Linked DNA regions of Homo sapiens: region 1 is linked to region 2. A link is an interaction called in ENCODE POLR2A ChIA-PET data of the cell type or tissue named here. Cell type or tissue: PC-9. All regions are shown on one strand. Each heading gives the region's core, and the rest is flanking DNA. Links, peaks and the distances in the headings are about the cores only. Region 1 overlaps SENP5 (SUMO specific peptidase 5). Region 2 overlaps PAK2 (p21 (RAC1) activated kinase 2).

Evidence for each region. ChIA-PET counts read pairs that join two places held together with the same protein. Peaks named below come from ENCODE experiments on the same cell type or tissue, not always from the same donor. Only the 100,000 strongest peaks of a DNase experiment are listed, where the experiment ranks them.
Region 1: POLR2A ChIA-PET joins it to region 2 with 17 read pairs; 9 of 35 experiments call an interaction of 5 or more read pairs at or near these places.

What each region holds. Positions count from the first base shown.
Region 1 is chr3:196,872,949-196,877,343 of GRCh38, forward strand. All of the region lies in intron 1 of SENP5 (SUMO specific peptidase 5), which reads left to right. Among named protein-coding and RNA genes, the nearest start is that of SENP5, 7.2 kb to the left of the region's middle. In PC-9, for the core only: no CTCF peak of the experiment used is centred there; no DNase peak of the experiment used is centred there.
Region 2 is chr3:196,790,725-196,795,119 of GRCh38, forward strand. All of the region lies in intron 2 of PAK2 (p21 (RAC1) activated kinase 2), which reads left to right. Among named protein-coding and RNA genes, the nearest start is that of PAK2, 53 kb to the left of the region's middle. In PC-9, for the core only: no CTCF peak of the experiment used is centred there; DNase peaks (open chromatin) are centred at 2,237 and 2,667; H3K4me3 peaks cover 1,820 bases; H3K27ac peaks cover 4,000 bases.

The DNA.
Region 1 (4,395 bases), core at 186-4,185, 82 kb after region 2:
GACCAATCCTTTTATTTTTAGCGTCATATTCATATTCACATCCCTCTGTAGAACAATTCCTGACCTGTTTTGAGGTATTGTTCTTTAGATTGCTTTCCTCCCTGCAAGCTTGAGATTTAACTTTTTTTTTTTTTTTTTTTTTGGAGACGGAGTCTCGCTCTGTTGCCCAGGCTGGAGTGCAGTGGCGTGAACTTGGCTCACTGCAACCTCCACCTCCCAGGTTCAAGCAATTGTCCTGCCTCAGCCTCCCAAGTAGCTGAGATTACAGGCACATGCCACCATGCCCGGCTAATGTTTGTATTTTAGTAGAGACGGGGTTTCTCCATGTTGGTCAGGCTGGTCTTGAACTCCTGACCTCAGGTGATTCGCCTGCCTCGGCCTCCCAAAGTGCTGGGATTACAGGCGTGAGCCACCGCGCCCGGCCCCAGCCGAGACTTAACGTCTTTAGATCTTTAAGTCAATCCACATTCCAACTTTCAAAATGTTTTTGCTGTTGTTCGGTGTTCCATTTTGTGTACATATGCTTTAAAAAAACAAAAGCCCTTCAGGTTTATGTATTTCACTGTAGGTAAATTATATCTTTAAAAAATTAAGTTAAAAAATTCTTGGCAGCCGGGCGTGGTGGCTCACGCCTGTAATCCCAGCACTTTGGGAGTCTGAGGCGGGTGGATTGCGAGGTCAGGAGATCAAGACCATCCTGGCTAACACGGTGAAACCCCATCTCTACTAAAAATACAAAAAATTAGCCGGGTGTGGTGGCGGGCGCCTGAAGTCCCAGCTACTCGGGAGGCTGAGGCAGGAGAATCCTTGAACCTGGGAGGCGGAGCTTGCAGTGAGCTGAGATGTGCCACTGCACTATAGCCTGGGTGACATAGTGAGACTCCATCTCAAAAAACAAAACAAAACAAAAAACATAATTTAATTTTAATTAGTTATTTAGGAATGGGTCTTGCTGTGTTGCCCAGGTTGGTCTCAAATTCTTGACCTCAAAGGATCCTTCTGCCTCAGCCTCTTGAGTAGCTGGGATTATAGACATGCACCATGGTGCCTGGCTGGTTTTTTCTTTTAAAAAATTAATTTATTGGCTCACACCTGTAATCTTAGGTACTCAGAAGGCTAAGTCAGGAGGATTACTTGATTGAGCCTGGGAGTTTGGGGCTTCAGTGAGCCATGGCTGACAGAATGAGACCTTTTTTTTTTAAAAAAAAAAAAAGATAAAGGACAATTTTTTTATTCTTAATGAAGTTTTAAGAGGGAATGATGGTAAAATGTGTCTGCTTAATCTGCAGTCTTTATCCAGAAGTAAAGTGCTTCATCAGAATTTAAACATGTATAAGAATCTCCACTAAAAAAATGTTTGAGCTTTACCCAGGCTTCTTGAACAATTTTTATATATCGCCTTTTTTGTTCCACCTTGGTTTTTGTCCTTTCCATTGTACTAAAATTTCTCCTGCAAATGTCAAGAGAATTCAGTGAACACTTTTAATCCTTATCTTGCTCGACTTCTCAACAACCTTTAACTGACCATTTCCCTCTTTTTAGAAACCTGTTCTAGCTTTGCTGATACCACCTTTACCTGATTTTTGACCTTATCTCCCTGGTCATTTTTTTTCACTTTCCTTTGCTTAGTCTTTCTTTATTTCTTAAATCCTGGAGTTCCAGCTGGGCACACCTGTAATCCCAGCACTTTGGGAGGCTGAGTTGGGTGGATCACCTGAGGTCAGAGGTCGAGACCAGCCTGACCAACATGGAGAAACCCGGTCTCTACTAAAAATACAAAATTGGCTGGGCGTGGTGGCGCATGCCTGTAATCCCAGCCACTTGGGAGCCTGAGGCAGGAGAATTGCTTGAACCCGGGAGGCGGAGGTTGCAGTGAGCTGAGATCGTGCCATTGTACTCCAGCCTGGGCAACAAGAGTGGGAAAAAAAAAAAAATTCCTAGAGTTCCTTGGGCTATTGCCCTAGGGTACATTCTCTCATTCTCTTCTACCTTTTACAAATTCTTTCTAGGTGATCTTATCATTTTCTATAGCTTTGGTTACTCTAAGCTGAAAACTGGAATTCACATGATGTCCTCTTTTCAGAATTCTTGAACTGTATATCTAGCTGTATATATCCACTTGGACTTCTAATGGTCATCTCAAATTGAACATGTGAAAGACTAAAGGCATAGTCAGTATAACCTTCCCCTAATCGATCTCCGTCTGTGTTTCGTATCAGTGATACCACTATCTACCTAGTAGCTGATACTGGAACATTTACCCCCAACAGATAGGCTTTTGACAAATGACAAGTCCTGTCATTTCTGTGTCCTGAAGATTGATTCACTTTGCTACATCCTCCCAGTTTTTCTCTTAATCCAAGAAGCTGTCCCACTGTATCTGCATTGATTTACCTGTAACAGATTCCTAATGGGTTTCTTCTGCTGTGGCCTTCTCCTTGCCATTCTGCACATTGCAGGTAGAATGATTTTTTTCAAGAATATGAATCAGATCTTTGTCTTTCAGTGGCTTCACACCAACCTTATGTTAAGTGTCAGCATCGTGAATTTAGCTCTTCTGTTCCTCATCTACCCCTTCCGTGCCTCTAAGTGTTACTGAAGTTCTTTCCATTCCTTGAAATACTGAATTCCCTCTCTTTCCTAGGAACTCTTGCTCATCATTTGTCTCAGCTGAAAAATAATTTCTTCAGAGAAAAAATAATTTCTTCAGAGAGGTGTTTCCTGACCCTTTTGCCAGATATTTCCATTGTACCCTGAATTTGACTTTTTTTAATTTTTATTTTATTTTTTTATTTTTTTGAGACAGGGTCTTGCTCTGTCACCCAAACTAGAGTACAGTGGTGTGATCATAGCTCAGTGAAACTTTGACCTCCCATGCCCAAGCGATCCTTCCACCTCACCCTCCTGAGTAGATGGGAACACAGGCATGTACCACCACTTTTGGCTATTTTTTTTGGAGACAGGATCTCCCTGTGTTGCCCAGGCAGGTGATCTTGAAATCCTGGGCTCAAGCGATACTCCACCTCTGCCTCCCAAAGTGCTGGGATTACAGGCATAAGCCACCATGCCTGGCCAATATTGGCAGTATACCATAGTAAGCGTTTATTTGAATTACATGTTTATTTCATATTAAGAAGTTTGTTTATATAGAAGTGATTTTTCCACTGATAAAGTAAAATATGATATTCTAAACTAGAGGTTCCCAAACTTTCTCTGTTTACACCCTCCTTAATATATTTTTTACATGTCCCTAAGCTTAACAGTTTGATTTATTAAATAATTAGGTTCAGACAGCTTAAGAAGTATTTATGGGCCAGGCGCTGTGGCTCACGCCTGTAATTCCAGCAGGCGGATCATGAGGTCAAGAGATCGAGACTATCCTTGCTAACACAGTGAAACCCCTTCTCTACTAAAAATACAAAAAAAATTAGCCGGGCCTGGTGGCGGGCGTCTATAGTCCCAGCTAGGCTGAGGCAGGAGAATGGCGTGAACCCGGGAGGCGGAGCTTGCAGTGAGCCGAGATTGCGCCACTGCACTCCAGCCTGGGCGACAGAGCGAGATTCTGTCTCAAAAAAAAAAAAAAAAAGAAAAGAAAAAAGTATTTATGTTCTTTCAACCTAATTGACATCTAAGAAATACACAAATTGGAAGACAAAGTCAGATAGATGTGATGGCTCGTGTCTATAATCTCAGCTCTTTCGGTGGGCGGATCACTTGAGTCCAGGAGTTTAAGACCAGTCTGGGCAACATAGACCGTATTTCTACAAAAAAAAAAAAAAAAATTGCCAGGCGTGGTGGTGTGTGTCTGCTGTAGTCCCAGCTACTCAGGAGGCTGAGGGAGGATTGCTGGAGCCTGGAAAGTTGGGGCGAGCTCTGATTGCACCAGTGCACTCCAGCCTGGGTGACAGAGTGAGACACTCTCAAAAAAATAAGAAAGAGAAAGACAAAATTACATTTTGATTTCATTCTTAAATAACCACAGTTATTTACCGTATATACTTGTTGGGCACTACAAAACCCAAACCGTGGAATCATATTGGACTCTGCCACCCACATTGCTTACTTTTTAATTAAAACAAATTTGCTTTTGGCTGGGCATGGAGGCTCATGCCTATAATCCCAGCACTTTGGGAGGTTGAGGTGGGAAGATCGTTTGAGGCCAGGAGTTCAAGACCAGTCTGGGCAACATAGTGAGACCCCATCTTACTACCTTATTTTATTTTTTTTAATTTTTAATTTTAAATATTTATTTAGAGATGGAGTCTCACTGTGTCACCCAGGCTGGAGTGCAGTGGCATGATCTTGGCTCACTGCAGCCTCCACTCCCTGGTTGAAGCGATTCTTCTGCCTCAGGCTCCTGAGAAGCTGGCCATTACTGGTGCCCACCACCACACA
Region 2 (4,395 bases), core at 187-4,186:
GTAAAGCGTTGCAACCATCGGCCTCAACTAGCCAAGGAAGCTTGCATTTATTTAGTATAGATTAATTGACAAAGGCTTGAGTCAACACACCTGTGGGTAATTCACCTGGTCGCCCCCACCCTGGAGAGGGCCATCTTGCCCACCAATGATCAAAGGTTAGTCTTAGGACCACATGAGTAAACAAGCTCTTTAGATAAACTACTTTATATTCCTTTGTATCTGTACCTTAAGCTCTCTGGCTCCTGAAAAGAGAATCTGGCTACCTTCAGCCAAACTTTGAAGCTATGCAAAACTCCCCGGCCTTCCAAGCAGGTTTGCTTTTTTCTATTCCTATAATTTCTTCTGCCATCCTGACTGAACCCCCACATCTACATAAATTTATTGTGATTGGCCCTCTATTTCTGGGCTTCTAGAGTCGTTATATAAGAGTATTAAAGACATTCTGTTGGTATAGCAATATCTTTCCAGCACATTGTTCAATTCCAGACATGCTTTAGTATCTTTTTGTTTTAGACACTGTTTCTAATATCCTTTCCTTTTCCCATTGAGACTATTAAAATACAGAGAGTACCTGTATGTGTGTTATGTAAAAACAAATGGCATTGAACAGATTTTTAGGATTTTATGTTTATTTTGAATGATCTAATGTGGCTCTATCTCAAGTTCTGCTTAATCGTTTTTGTGTTTTTCCTTTAACTTTTTACTCTATACTCCTATCATATATGAAACTTTAATATATTTCTCTAAACTCTTAACGTTTCCAAGTTGAAGAATATGACTAGGCCTTAGACACAACAGGAACCAGGAATACTCTTGCTAGATATGTTATCTCTCACCCTTCTTTTTATATTTTTTTCTTATTTTATATTTCTTATTTCAGAATGTTTTTTCTTTATGTGTTAAGAAATATAATTCCTGGGCCGGGCGTGGTGGCTCACGCCTGTAATCCCAGCACTTTGGGAGGCCGAGGCAGGTGGATCACGAGGTCAGGAGATCAAGACCATCCTGGCTAACAAGGTGAAACCCCGTCTCTACTAAAAATACAAAAAGTTAGCCAGGCGTGGTGGCGGGCCCCTGTAGTCCCAGCTACTCGGGAGGCTGAGGCAGGAGAATGGCGGGAACCCAGGAGGCGGAGCTTGCAGTGGAGCTGTGATCGCGCCACCGCACTCCAACCTGGGCGACAGAGCGAGACTCCGTCAAAAAAAAAAAAAAAGAAATAGAATTCCTGGGCTCAGTTTCTTACAACTTCAGACACTAGTGATAGACTGATTCTCAGGGAGCCGAGTCTGGCTTAGCTGCTCAGGTGGCTGCCCCTGCACCAGTTGCTGGAGGGTGTGTGGGAAGCTGTGCTGACCTGGCTTGAGTTAGGTGCCCACCTCGGACCAGTCATCTGTGACCATAGTCGTGTAAGAAAATGGCATCTTTCCCAACTATCTGCATAGAGGAAAGGTGAGGGAAGTTTCCAAAAGTAGGATGCTGAGCAGATTTTTTTAAAAGAAAGAACACATATAATCATAGTACATTAAATTGTAAACTACTAGTTTATCGTTAACTAATAAATAATTTCTCCTGTATGTAGGGTATTCCGTTAGAAGCCAAGGGACATAAAGAAATGTTGAGTGCACGACCTCAAATTACTCAAAGTCTAGTGAAAATTGAGAGAGAGGTAATTTATGATAGACGTATTAATAATTGTGTTTCAGTAAAGAGAATCCAGGCTTAACAGTTTCCTTTCCCTCTGCTCCTGTCCATAACCAGCATTCCCTTCCCTCTCACTGTGACCAGATCTCTTTTAAGTTACATGCCTAGAGAGGAGATGGACATTTGAGCATAAATCCCTCATTACTAGTTAAATAAGTATTATTGTGTTTCCTACCAATACTAAACTAGTAGTATCTTTGTAAACAAAGAAGAGCATACGGTAACATTTCCAGTCTTATATGTATAGACTTATCAAACAGCATGATTTTTAACTCTTTGATATTAGAAGAATCTTCTGGTTAAACACAGCATGTTGACCACATACAGAAGCATTCTATTTACTCTCCCTCCCAAGACCCAACTAAAATGACAGAAAAAAATATATATATATACACACACACACACACGGTCAAAGAGAAAAAGAGAGGAGACAGTATTGTGAAAGAGGCTTCAGTACACATTTGGAAGGCAGAAGTGGTGGAAAATTGGCACCTGACTCAGCAGGACAGAGAAACACATAACCTAAGCGTTTGCAGAGGGGAATCTGTGAGAAGGGAAACAAGTTTCCCTTGTAGAAATTCTGGAAGCTCAAGATTTAGAGGCACACGACACTGTGTCGGAGTGGGGGTAGGATGCACTACACATGCTGAGGAGAAGGGGGATTAGTTGAAAATCAACATCGAAAGTGTCAAAGGCCCCCCAGGACTCCTCCTTTACACCCCACACATCCATGTAAGTGTTATCCCCATCCTCCGGAAGGAAAAAAGAATAAACTGGGATTTACATTTATTTCCAGAGAATTTAAACCACAGAAGCCTCTGTTCTTATCAGGGGAGTCAGGAAAAGTTGAAGCACCAGAATAAAGCAGGTGACTTCATGCAAGTCAGCATTTTCAACTCCTTTCCCCATCCTGCTTTCAGAATACCTGCAGCCTGACTCACAGCCTCAGACAGGAGATTGGAAGATTTTTCTCTGGATAAACAATGGCCTGGGGAAAAAAATACTTTAGGTACCTTGCATGCATGCTGTCCTTATCTTTAGTGTTAAGGTTGGCTTAACTCCCAGTTAGCTTTTTAATACTTTCTATATGAGTAGACAGTACAGGATCACCCGACATTTATGAAAAACCCTTTATAAATGAGAGGGAGAGTCCAAAACAATAGGGATAAAAACAGGAACTTAAAAGAAATAGACAGTGTAAGGAGAAAAAAAACCCCAAACTGCAGCCTGTGCATACACACATACTGTATAATCGTCAAAGAGAGGAGATAGAGGAATCCATGAAACAAGAAAAGAGTTCGCAGAGAAAGAATGATCAGAGAACAATGGAAAACAGTTCTTGGAATATCAACATTTAAAATTACCAAAACAAACAAAAGATAGCAATAGAAAGAAGAGTGGAAGATAATCAAGAAAATTCTCCCTGCTGGAGCGGTGGCTCACACCTGTAATCCCAGCACTTTGGGAAGCCAAGGTGGGTGGATCACTTGAGATCAGAAGTTCGAAACCAGCCTGGTCAACATGGTGAAATCCCATCTCTACTAAAAATACAAAAATTAGCTGGGCTCGGTGGCGTACACCTGTAATCCCAGCTACTCAGGAGGCTGAGGCAGGAGAATCACTTGAACCTGGGAGGCGGAGGTTGCAGTGAGCCAAGATTGCGCCATTGCACTCCAGCCTGGGCAACAGTGCAAGACTCTGTCTCAAATAAAAAAAGAAAAGAAAATTCTCTCAAAGAATTAAACAGAAATACAAAGATGGAAAATATGAGAGAAAAGATAACAGTTAAAAGATCTGACTAATGACAATTAAGTGGAGGACATAGTGACTTCTAGCTCTAAAATGGTGGTGTAGAAGCACACTGGCTTCACTCACTCTGCCCTGCCACCACAGAAAACCAAGAACATACAGCACTAAGATGATCACCAGCAACATCCAAGAACTCAGATATGAGAAGGAGACAGTTCCCAGGGGCACAGAGAAATGAAAGAACTCCAGGCATGCTGTAAGAATCGGACTTCCGTATCTGCAACACCCGTTCCCCCTGTCCGCCTGGCGCCAAGTGTGGGAAAATCTCCCCCAATTCACAGTGTCTACACAGGAAAAAGTGAGATTGAAGAAGACAGCCACCTTCTCCACCATCTTGGGTTCCCTGGCAGGAGGCCTGTCCCTGCCTTAGCCCACAGGTGGCATAGGGAGAGCTACCCTGAGGACAGCCAGAGGCAGAGGAGGGAGGCGGGATTACTGTTCCCAGCCTTGGAAACCCTGCTGTATAACTCAGCCAAAGGGGATGCCAAATAGAGCAGCTGTTCAGCAACACCATGTTGTAGGAGGTTTATTCCACAGGACCCTTGGCAGGAACCCTGAGCCACCCTTCCTGTACTGCTACCAGAATATCCCCTTGGGGACTCCTCTCTCCCATTTAGGATGGGCTGCACTCTGCTAGAACCCAGGCAAACCTGGGCTTATGGTGCCATTTAGTGCTGGAAAGGAGGCAGCAACCTAGGCTCGGGGGTGAGGAAAAGAAAGAAAATCAACAGGTAAATTACAGAGACTCTCTAAGCAAACATATCCAATAAAAACCAGACTAAATATCCTCATACTTCTTTGAAAAATGGCTTAAAATTTTCCAAATTTAATGAAAACTGTAAACCCACAGATTCAAGAAATTTAACAACATTTGAGCATAGGAAA